2 separate regions of the Homo sapiens genome follow, and region 2 is linked to region 1. Evidence: read pairs that join two places in POLR2A ChIA-PET (ENCODE). Cell type or tissue: GM12878. All regions are shown on one strand.

The links. Peaks named below come from ENCODE experiments on the same cell type or tissue, not always from the same donor. Only the 100,000 strongest peaks of a DNase experiment are listed, where the experiment ranks them.
Region 2: POLR2A ChIA-PET joins it to region 1 with 6 read pairs; 3 of 35 experiments call an interaction of 5 or more read pairs at or near these places.

The regions. Positions count from the first base shown.
Region 1 is chr6:16,294,407-16,299,406 of GRCh38, forward strand. It overlaps GMPR (guanosine monophosphate reductase), which reads left to right. Exons shown (of 9, transcript NM_006877.4): 9 at 600-1,143. The coding sequence ends at 780. ATXN1 (ataxin 1) reads right to left here. Exons shown (of 8, transcript NM_001128164.2): 8 at 4,706-5,000. Among named protein-coding and RNA genes, the nearest start is that of GMPR, 58 kb to the left of the region's middle. In GM12878, no CTCF peak of the experiment used is centred here; no DNase peak of the experiment used is centred here.
Region 2 is chr6:16,390,947-16,395,946 of GRCh38, forward strand. All of the region lies in intron 6 of ATXN1 (ataxin 1), which reads right to left. Among named protein-coding and RNA genes, the nearest start is that of GMPR, 150 kb to the left of the region's middle. In GM12878, no CTCF peak of the experiment used is centred here; a DNase peak (open chromatin) is centred at 1,935.

The DNA of each region.
Region 1 (5,000 bases):
AAGCTGGTAGGACCTGCGCTATCCATTTTATGTCCTCCTCGTCCTGGTCGTCCCCCTTGAAGACACTTGATTTCTGATCTTAGACCAGACAGGCGGGAGGTGAAGCTCTGGACTTTTCCTGTTGTTGACGTAGGAGGACAGGAGGCTGTTTCCAGGGGGGAATCGGCCAGGGCCATTCTGGGGGCATTTTGGGCTCCTGGTTGTTGGGAAGTTGGTGTGCATGTTGAGGTAGAATAGAAAGGTAAAGGTGGTTTCTGTTAGCAGCAGAGGGGAGCACGTTGCTGGAGAGAATGGCACCAAGCAGGGTGTTATGGGTCCCTGACTCCTTCAAGCGCTGCTCACCAGGACTTTCCTCTCCGCAACATGCAGGGCAGCCAGCAATGAGCCCGTGCCCTTTGGGCGGGAGGAATGTGTTCATCTGAGATGCTGGTGATCATCTTGGCACTTGGTAGAAATGTGGGGATGGGGTCAGAGGGTGGGGTCTGGTTTTCTGAGTGCCTTGGGGGCTACAGAAAGTGCTGGAGCTGGGAGTAATTCTAATTGGGCTCTTAAGGTGGGGCGGGAAACTAGATAAAAAGAAAACTTCTATCGTCTTCCAGAGCCTCTGAGGGTAAGACTGTGGAAGTTCCTTACAAAGGAGATGTGGAAAACACTATCCTGGATATTCTCGGGGGACTGAGGTCCACGTGCACCTACGTGGGGGCCGCCAAACTCAAGGAGCTCAGCAGGAGGGCAACATTCATCCGGGTGACCCAGCAGCACAACACCGTGTTCAGCTAACCCTGGGGACAAAGCAGCGTCTGGCTCGAGTGGAAGCGTCCAAACCTGCTTTTCCCATCTCCCCCCAAGTCTGTTCCGTCAGAGCTTCTGGCTGCTCCTGAATGGTGGAATGCTGTGTCCTCTCTTCTGTCTCCTGCTGCCTGGAGGCTTCGGGGCTCTCCCGCCTGCCTTCTCGGGGCCCAGACGCAAGGCACCGATTGGGCCAACATCAGAGCCCTGCTGCCCAGAACTCATAACCTCATTGTTCAAACCAACACTTGCACCTTTCTCTTTTTCTCTTTCTCTCTCCCTTTCTTTGTTTTTCTTTCTTTTTTAAAAGAAGATGGTTTCACTTTAATATAATGCTATTATCTTAAGACTTAATGGAGTTGCTGGAGTTTGTATTTCCAGGAGTCAAGTTGAATGGTTTGGGATTTGTTTTGCTACCTTCCTAGACAGGCTGATGGCAAGCCTCTCCCGGCGATTAGCAGACAAGTCACCTTAGGAGGGGCAAGGAGAGGAGGACAGTGCGGGGGCCAAGGGTGGACAGGCCGGAGTCAAAGTAACTGGCATCCCTCACCTCTAGCTTTTGGTTGCTGCAAAAGAACAAAAGCAATTAACTGGACAGATGAACATGAATTGTTTTCCCAGCTGATACTCACAAAGTTGAGCCAATGTGTTTTCCCCGAGTTTCATTACATGTGCTTTTCAGGGACAAGTCATCTGTCGCTACCAGTTTGCTGTTGCCTCTAGGAAGCTGTCCCTGTCCTGGCTTCTCATTTCGTTTTGTTTTCCTCCATCTTTTTTTTCCCCCTTCTCAGTCCCAACTTGTCTTAATTTGAAATTCCACAGGATGTTTTATGGGAAGGTTGTCTCCCAAGAAATTAGCAGGTGGAGTCACACTGAAAAAGAGCCAAAGCTTTGATCAGTGGCATCCTAAAAGGCATTGGTTTGAGACATGAGTTAGAGCCATTCCCTCAGTGTGCCAGTGAATCCTTTCTCGGAAGGACCACATGGCACTACTGTATAAGGGTCAGTTAACGGGTTGGGAACAATGACATTGTCTTGGAGAATTGGCCTCTGCAGCTGACCTGCAGCAGTCCACCAGGATGCTTGTTTAAACAGTGAACGCAGAAGAAGTGATGACCGGCCGCTAAACTTTGAAGTATTGAGTTCCAGGCCTGGAAAGCGTATGCAGATCAGGTTGTTTTACTTTGCTTTTTAATAAGGCTGAAGAGCAGATACACAAGTCAGTTTTCTTTGGAAAGGCAAGCAATGACCCTGGAGTAGAGAAGATCCACAGGGTGCTGCTGTGCCAGGGTGAATGAATGGCCTGATTGTCCACAGTGACCGATGGCATGAGAAGGGTCCAACCAGAGCTGTCACACTCTGGGATAATACAGGCCCACTGTTGGTCCTTTAAGATTATGTTTAGAGATCCAGCCAGCAGCATTGTCTCCATTGTAATACTTTCCCCTACTAAATCCATTAAGAGTTTTTTTTTTTTTTTTTTTTTTTTTTTTTTAATTTGAGACAGGGTCTCTGTTGCCCAGGCTGGAGTGCAGTGGCAGGATCACAGCTCACCACAGCCTTGACCTCCCGGGCTCAGGTGATCCTCTGACCTCAGTCTCCCAAGTAGCTGGGACTACAGACACCTGCTACCACGCCCAGCTAATTTTTGTATTTTTTATAGAGACAGGGTCTCACCATGTTGCCCAGACTGGTCTCAAACTCCAGGGCTCAAGCCATCCACCTGCGTCAACCTCCCCAAAGTGCTAGGATTACAGGTGTGAGCCACTGTGCCCGGCCCATTAAGAATAACTCTTGCACCTGTAGAAACACAAGGGCTGCACTTTGGAGACGGGAGGGCCAAGAGGCGATTTAACGTGGAGCAAGACATGGGGCTTGGCTGCAGGCTCCCCGCCTTGCTCTCTGTGGTCTTCCAGCTGCTTGTAACTGAGTAGTTACAAAATCAAAAACTCGTTAGGACCATTTTGAAGCAGAGCCTTCAGAAAGAGAATGTCTTTTTTTTTTTTTTTTTTCCTGAGACCAAGTCTTGCTCTGTCACCCAGGCAGAGTGCAGTGGCACAATCTCGGCTCACTGCAACCTCCGCCTCCCAGGTTCAAGTGATTCTCGTGCCTCAGCCTTCAGAGTAGCCGGGATTACAGGTGCCCGCCACGTCTGGCTAATGTTTATGTTTTTAGTAGAGATGGGTTTTTGCCATGTTACCCAGGCTGGTCTCAAACTCCTGGGCTCGGGTGATCCACCCACCTCAGCCTCCCAAAGTGCTGGGATTACAGGTGTGAGCCACCGCGCCTGGCCCATAAAGAGAACTTGTAAGGCTCCGTCACCGTTTGCCTTAGCAGGTTCATCTCTGCCTCTGATAGGAGTGGGGCTGGGGGAGCCCACACCAGAGTGTCCCTTGGACCGGGTGTCCCACAGGACCTGGAGATGAAGCATGCAGCTTTGCTGCTGACCCACTGGGCTTCCTGTGCCAGAGCTGGGGGAGGAGGAGGACAGCCAGTGAACTCGACGCCATTTGCCTTGGGCCACTCTGGCCGTTCCATCTGAGGGCTCTGGCAGTGCTTTTGATGGTTTCAAGTCCTGCCCCGCTGCAGCACCTGAAGGTATGGTTCCCCCTAATTGATTTCACCAGCTGAGGTAAGTAACACAGCCACTGGACCCCAAACTTGTCAGAACAATCAGTATCTCACACAAACAAAAAGGGAAGGCAGAGATGCAGACTGCTTTGCCGAGTTTGCCCACAGCACACAGGCACATTTGCCCGGGCTACTCCACAGGACCTGGGGCAGCCCTTGTAGCCTGAGTTGCACCTACACAGCTCTGGTTTGCTGTGTGTCCTTTCACATATTTATTATATAATGTGTCAGGACCTCAACTAAATAATCAGAGGAGAGTCCAAAACACCTTCCCAAGAAGATAGTTCCTCCTTGGCTAAGTGAAAATGAATTTAACCCCAAGCGTTCTCCCACCTCTGTGTAACCTTGAGGCTGGAAGGTCTTGAGGTGGGTTGAGGTGGGTTGAGGTGGGTGCAGGGGATTCCACCTGGAAGCTATGGGTTCTTGAGGAATTACTTTTTCTGGCACAACTGCTAAGCCATATCTTTCCAAGACTGGGCCCAGTGCAAAGCTGTAATGTGGTACTCTTGAGGTAAACGGGGAGTTCCTCCACATGCTGAGAGACCTGCTCGAGGAGTTGGGTTTTTTTTTTGTTTTTGAGGCAGAGTTTTGCTCTGTCGCCCAGGCTGGAGTGCAGCGGTATGATTATGGCTCACTGCAGCCTCGACCTCCTGGCCCCAGGCGATCCTCCCACCTCAGTCCCCTAAGTAGCTGGGACCATAGGTATGTGCCACCACACCCGGCTAATTTCATTTTTTGTAGAGATGAGGTCTTACTATGTTGACTAGGCTGGTCTCGAACTCCTGGGCTCAAGCAGGCCTTGTGCCTCGGCCTCCCCAACTGTTGGGATTATGGGCGTGAGCCACTGTGCCCGGTCTGCTCGCTGAATTTCTAATGAGCTTGAATTACAGGAAGTAAAAATAAATTTTCCACTTACAGACCACTAACCAGTTTAGAGCAAATCTGTAAGGAGTGTATAGATTATGCCACACGAGCGCATGAAGCTACCACATGTTTAAAGACAAGTATACCTCTTGTGAACAGCAGTGTTCAGCTAGGAGGCATAAACATGAACTGAAGAAACCAAGACATCAGGTGTGGCTGTGTGCCTTTTATCTTAGAACCTCATCTCACACGTACTCTTCCCCCCAAAACATTAGCAGCGAAGGCAATGCCTCATGTCACACCTCCCTACCTCCGACCTACCCAGGGAGAACTCGTGAGCGGGGGTCAATAAGGAGGAGGAATTAGCACTCTTTTCCTGGCCTCTTCCTTGAGGACCCAACAGAAGGCAAAGACACACATCTGCAATTGGCACTGTTATTTTATTAGTACGAGTATACTGAAACAATAAACTTGTACTGGTATACAGACAATTTATTTAAAACAATTTTGTTCAAATTTTGAATCAAACATTGTTTTATTATAATAATGAAATAATTTCTACCTAGAAAACCTGCAAGCACCATCAAAGAAAGGGACCATAAAATTCAATAAACAGACTCGAGTGTATCCTACAAATAGACACACCACGATTAGAAAATAGAATATGAATTCTTCCATTTTTTAATATTTGTTTAAAAAAGCTAGTGCAAGTACAA
Region 2 (5,000 bases), 97 kb after region 1:
GGTTGGGAGTTTGAGATCAGCCTGGACAACATGGATAAACCCCATCTCTACTAAAAATATAAAAAATTAGCTGGGCGTAGGAGCACACGTCTGTAATCCCAGCTAATCAGGAGGCTGAGGCAGGAGAATCACATGAACCTGGGAGGCGGAGGTTGCAGTGAGCCGAGATTGCGTCACTGCACTCCAGCCTGGGTGACACAGCAAGACTCCATCTCAAAAAAAAAAAAAAAAAAAAAAAGTTATGAAGGTCTTCTGAAAACAAGAAAACACTATTCAGATGAAAACTATTATATTTATAGATTACTATTTTTTTTTAAAAAAAAGAAGCTCTTCTTTGAATTACCTATAATGCAACAGCAGCACCATCAAAATTGTGCACAATTCAATCAGAGGTTCTCAAACATGGCTGCCCATCAGAATCACCATTGTGCCTTTTAGGAAACACAGATTCTCAGACATTTGCAGTCTCTAATGGCCCTGGATTTTCTGGGCCAGTGCACAGGTAATGGTATTTTTTAAAAACATTTCCCCCAAGGGATTCTGATCAGTTAGGTTTGGGATCCACTTTCTAAAAATAACATGTTTCTCTGTGACGGAGGAAATTTAAGTATAACTATGATTCATGAATTTGTTATCTGTTTTTTTCTTCAGAGGATATCAGTTTAAGTGTTGGTTTTTAAACTGTAACTCTGAAGGCAAACAACTGGCAAGAGAGAGTTTTCAGGAAGAATGCTGGCTCTGGAAGGCAGCGGAAGGTTCTGGAAAAGCAATGTGTCCTATGAACTAGACTTTTCACCTGTAAGCATGGCAGGAAGAGGCTGTGCAAGGTGGTGGATGACTACAGGGCTTTGTTGTGGACTCCAGGCCTCTAATCCCTTTCAGTCTTTTTATTTCTCTGCCCTCAAAGCCCAGCAGCCTGGAGGGGAGAAGGCAGTGCCCTTGACTGCAGCCTGATGTTTCCTCCTGGCTTCTGGTGGCCTACGGTCTCCTTTACTGTAGGTTTCTGGAGCAAAAATCCAGCAGTCAGGTTACCAGGATCAGTGACAACTATGCAATAATTAGGGGCAGGCACCAGGAGGCAGAGAAACAGAGCTGGGTGGCAGAAACTCTATGATACCCCAAAGGAAACATCAACTCTTCTCAGAGGTGGTCAAGAACATGCCAGAAGCTTTGCCTGCCTGGTTGGCAGCAGAAATGGCACTAGCCAGTGATCACTCGTAACCTTGCTGCCTTCTTTACAGATGGCTGCTGTCAGGCTGTTTAATTTGGAGGAAATTCCAATGTCATCAGCAGAGACATGGCATTGGGGAGGGCTGCCAAGCACAAAGACAGAACTTGGCTTCCCCAGCTGATACCCATGGATACAGAAACAGGCTAGTCTTAACAATCTTTTAGACCTGACCTTAGTAGCAAACTGGATAACTGCCAGTCATAAAAGTGTTTCTAAAGTGGCCTGATTTTCTCCCCTCCTGTTAGGATCCTGGATGCTTGTAATGCTATTTATCAATGGTTATTTTGTGCTTACTGATGTGCAGACATTTTTTCCAACCCATTCTTTTTTTTTTTTGAGATGGAGTTTTGCTCTATAGCCCAGGTTGGAGTGAAGCGGTGTAATCTTGGCTCCCTGCAACCTCCGCCTTCTAGGTTCAAGCGATTCTCCTGCCTCAGCCTCCTGAGTAGCTGGGATTACAGGCGCCCGCCACCACACCTGGCTAATTTTTGTATTTTTAGTAGAGACAGGGTTTCATCATGTTAGGCAGGCTGGTCTCGAACTCCTGACCTCAGGTGATCCACCCGCTTTGGCCTCCCAAAGTGCTAGGACTAGAGGCATGAGCCATCGCACACGACCTCAACCATTCTTTATCTCTAAACTCACAAGACAGTGGTTCTCAAAGTGAGTCACCCAGGGAAAGCGGCATCATGATCACCTGTAAACTTGTTACAAATGCAAATTCTTGGGCTTTCCAGCAATCTGTGTTTGAACAAGTCCTCCAGGCAATGCCCATGCACTTGAAATTTGACAGTAACTCTCATAAGAGGTCACATGGCTCCCCTTAATGTAAACACACCAAAATGAAGTAAGAACCATTTTCTTTTAAGAAGTTTCAAGACCTTCAGACATTTTATTCGAGTAAATTCATAAGCAAAACACAAGCACATATTGACTTTTTTGCTTAATAAATATGATTTTCTCAGACCCACTAACAGATCACATGTTTCACCCACACAAAATAGTGTATGACTTACGAATGATCACAGAGAAGAATCACAGTGGCTTTTTAAATTTTTAATTTATTTTTATTTTATTGTATATATTTATTTTTTTTAGAGACAGGGTCTTTCTGGGTTACATCCATAGCTCACTGCAGCCTCAAACTCCTGGGCTCAAGCAATCCTCCCACATCAGCCTCCTGAGTAGCTAAGACTACAGAGATGTACAACCATACCCGGCTAATTTTTAAATTTTTTTGTAGAGAGGAGTTTTGCTTTTTTGCCCAGGCCGGTCTTGAATTCCTGACCTCAAGTGATCTTCCTACCTTGGCCTTCCAAAGTGTTGGAATTGTAGGTGTGAACCATCATGATGGTTCATAGTGAGTTGTTTAGTTTAAAATATGTGACTCTATCTCTACATTATTTGCCTACAAATATGTCTACCAAATTCATGACATATGACCAGTGTGTCTGAATACATACCAGTGTTTATGGCACTGACGTTTTAAGTCCTGTTCGGAAACACAAAATGCACTACTTAGCTTCCATATGTGACTAATTTTAAAATATGCTTTTTAGGCCAGACGCAGTGGCTCACACCTGTAATCCCAGCACTTTGGGAGGCCAAGGTGGGAGGATCACGAGGTCAGGAGTTCAAGACCAGTCTGGCCAACACAGTGAAATCTTGTCTGTATTACAATAAAGTGTAATACCTTTTCAACATGGGATTCTAACATGGAATCACCTTTTTTTTTTTTTTTTTGTAATTCGTGCCTCCCTCCCCTAGTTTTAACCTATGCTTGGTCCAAATATCATGGGTCTATGTTTCTGTGGTCTAAGACACTTCTTTAAGATAAGCCCGATGCCTAACACACATCTAGGAGTAAGTTAACAATTCTGAAATACTGGTTTCTTTGGCTTTTAGACCTGTTGATTGTTTTGGTTATAAAGGTCTGCCTTTAACATTTTTCCTTCTGTGTTCCTAACTAGGCCTCTGAGTCTCCACTGTCAAAATGTGGCTGATCAGACTTTAGGCAACCCTCACCTCAACCTGTGATTATGGAAGGAAGTACAGGACATCTTAACACTCCTTCCCGGTCACGTGCATCATGAATGAGCTAAAATTTCAATCTTTTGTTCTCCACCGGCCATTTTTTCCCGAACCCTTAAGGATAGATAGCCAGAAAAATAAATAAATAAATCTCTTCTTGGGAATATTTTCTAGAATGTTTTCATTTTAAAATTTAATTTCATTTTATTCCATTGTTAATTGACATCTGATAATTTCTTATATTTATGGGCTAGAGTATGATGTTTCAATACATGTATATATTGTGTAATGATCAATTCACGGTAATTAGCATATTTTTCACTTCAAACCTTTATCAGTTCTTTGTTATGAGAACATTCAAATTCCTCTTGTCTAGTTTTCTGCAGTCTTCTCTTAAGGACCAAAGAAGAAAATAAAAGACCCTATAAAATTCAGCTCTGTTTAAGTCCTATCTTTTAAGTAACTAAAAAGTTGAATACTAGCTCCAATAACTAGATCCATAAACCATTTTTCAATACTAATTTTCTTAGCCAAAGAGATATGCAGTAGAGAATGTGAGACCAAGAGTAGACAGCCAGTCCAAAGTCCACAGAAATAAAAATCCATTTATGACTGCATTTTCCACGCTGGCTTTCCAGGATGGTCCTGAACTTGCTAATTCATGGTATAACTTTGTACTGTAACACAGCCAAGGAGAAACAGTAGCATGTTGGAGCCAGGTCTGTGAGAGCTAACAGTTAAGCTTGACAGCCAAGCGTTCAACATAGCCAATGTTAAAAATTAACTTATATAAACTTATGGTTTAATAAATTATATTAAAAACTCCTGAGGCGAGGCGGATCACCCGAGATCGGGGAGTTCGAGACCAGTCGGACCAACATGGAGAAATCCCGTCTCTACTAAAAATACAAAATTAGCTGGGCATGGTGGCTCATGCCTGTAATCACACTACTCAGGAGGCTGAGGCAGGAGAATCACTTGAACCCGGGAGGTGGAGGTTGCGGTGAGCCAAGATTGCGCCATTGCATTCCAGCCTGGCCAACAAGAGCGAAACTCCGTCTCAAAAAAAAAAAAAAAAAAAAACAAGAACAAAAACAAAAACTCATCATCATCCCTCATTTTACTCTATTTTACTATTATCTGTATGACTGAGGTTAATTACATCTACTTGTATAGTGGATATAAAGTCATGCACCACATAACAACATTTGGGTCAGCCGCGGATTGCATATGTGACAGCGGTCACATAAGATTATAATGGAGCTGAAAATTTTCTACTGCCTACTGATGCTGTAGCTGTCCAATGTAATAGTGTAATACATTACTCATATGTTTGTGGTGATGCTGGTATATATAAACGTCCTGCAGTGCCAGTCCTATAAAAGTATAGCACATGCAATTACGCACAGTACATAATAGTTGATAGTGAAAATAAATGACTATGTTACTGGTTTGTGTATTTACGATACTATACTTTTTATTGTTATTTGAGAGTGGACTCTTTCTACCTATAAGAAATTAACTGTAGGCCGGGCGCAGTGGCTCATGCCTGTAATCCCAGCACTTTGGGAGGCCAAGGTGGGCAGATCACGAGGTCAGGAGATCGAGACCATCCTGGCCAACATGGTGAAACCCATCTCTACTAAAAATACAAAAATTAGCTGGGCATAGTGGCACGTGCCTGTAATCTCAGCTCTTCGGGTGGCTGAGGCAGAAGAATCACTTGAACCAGGGAGTC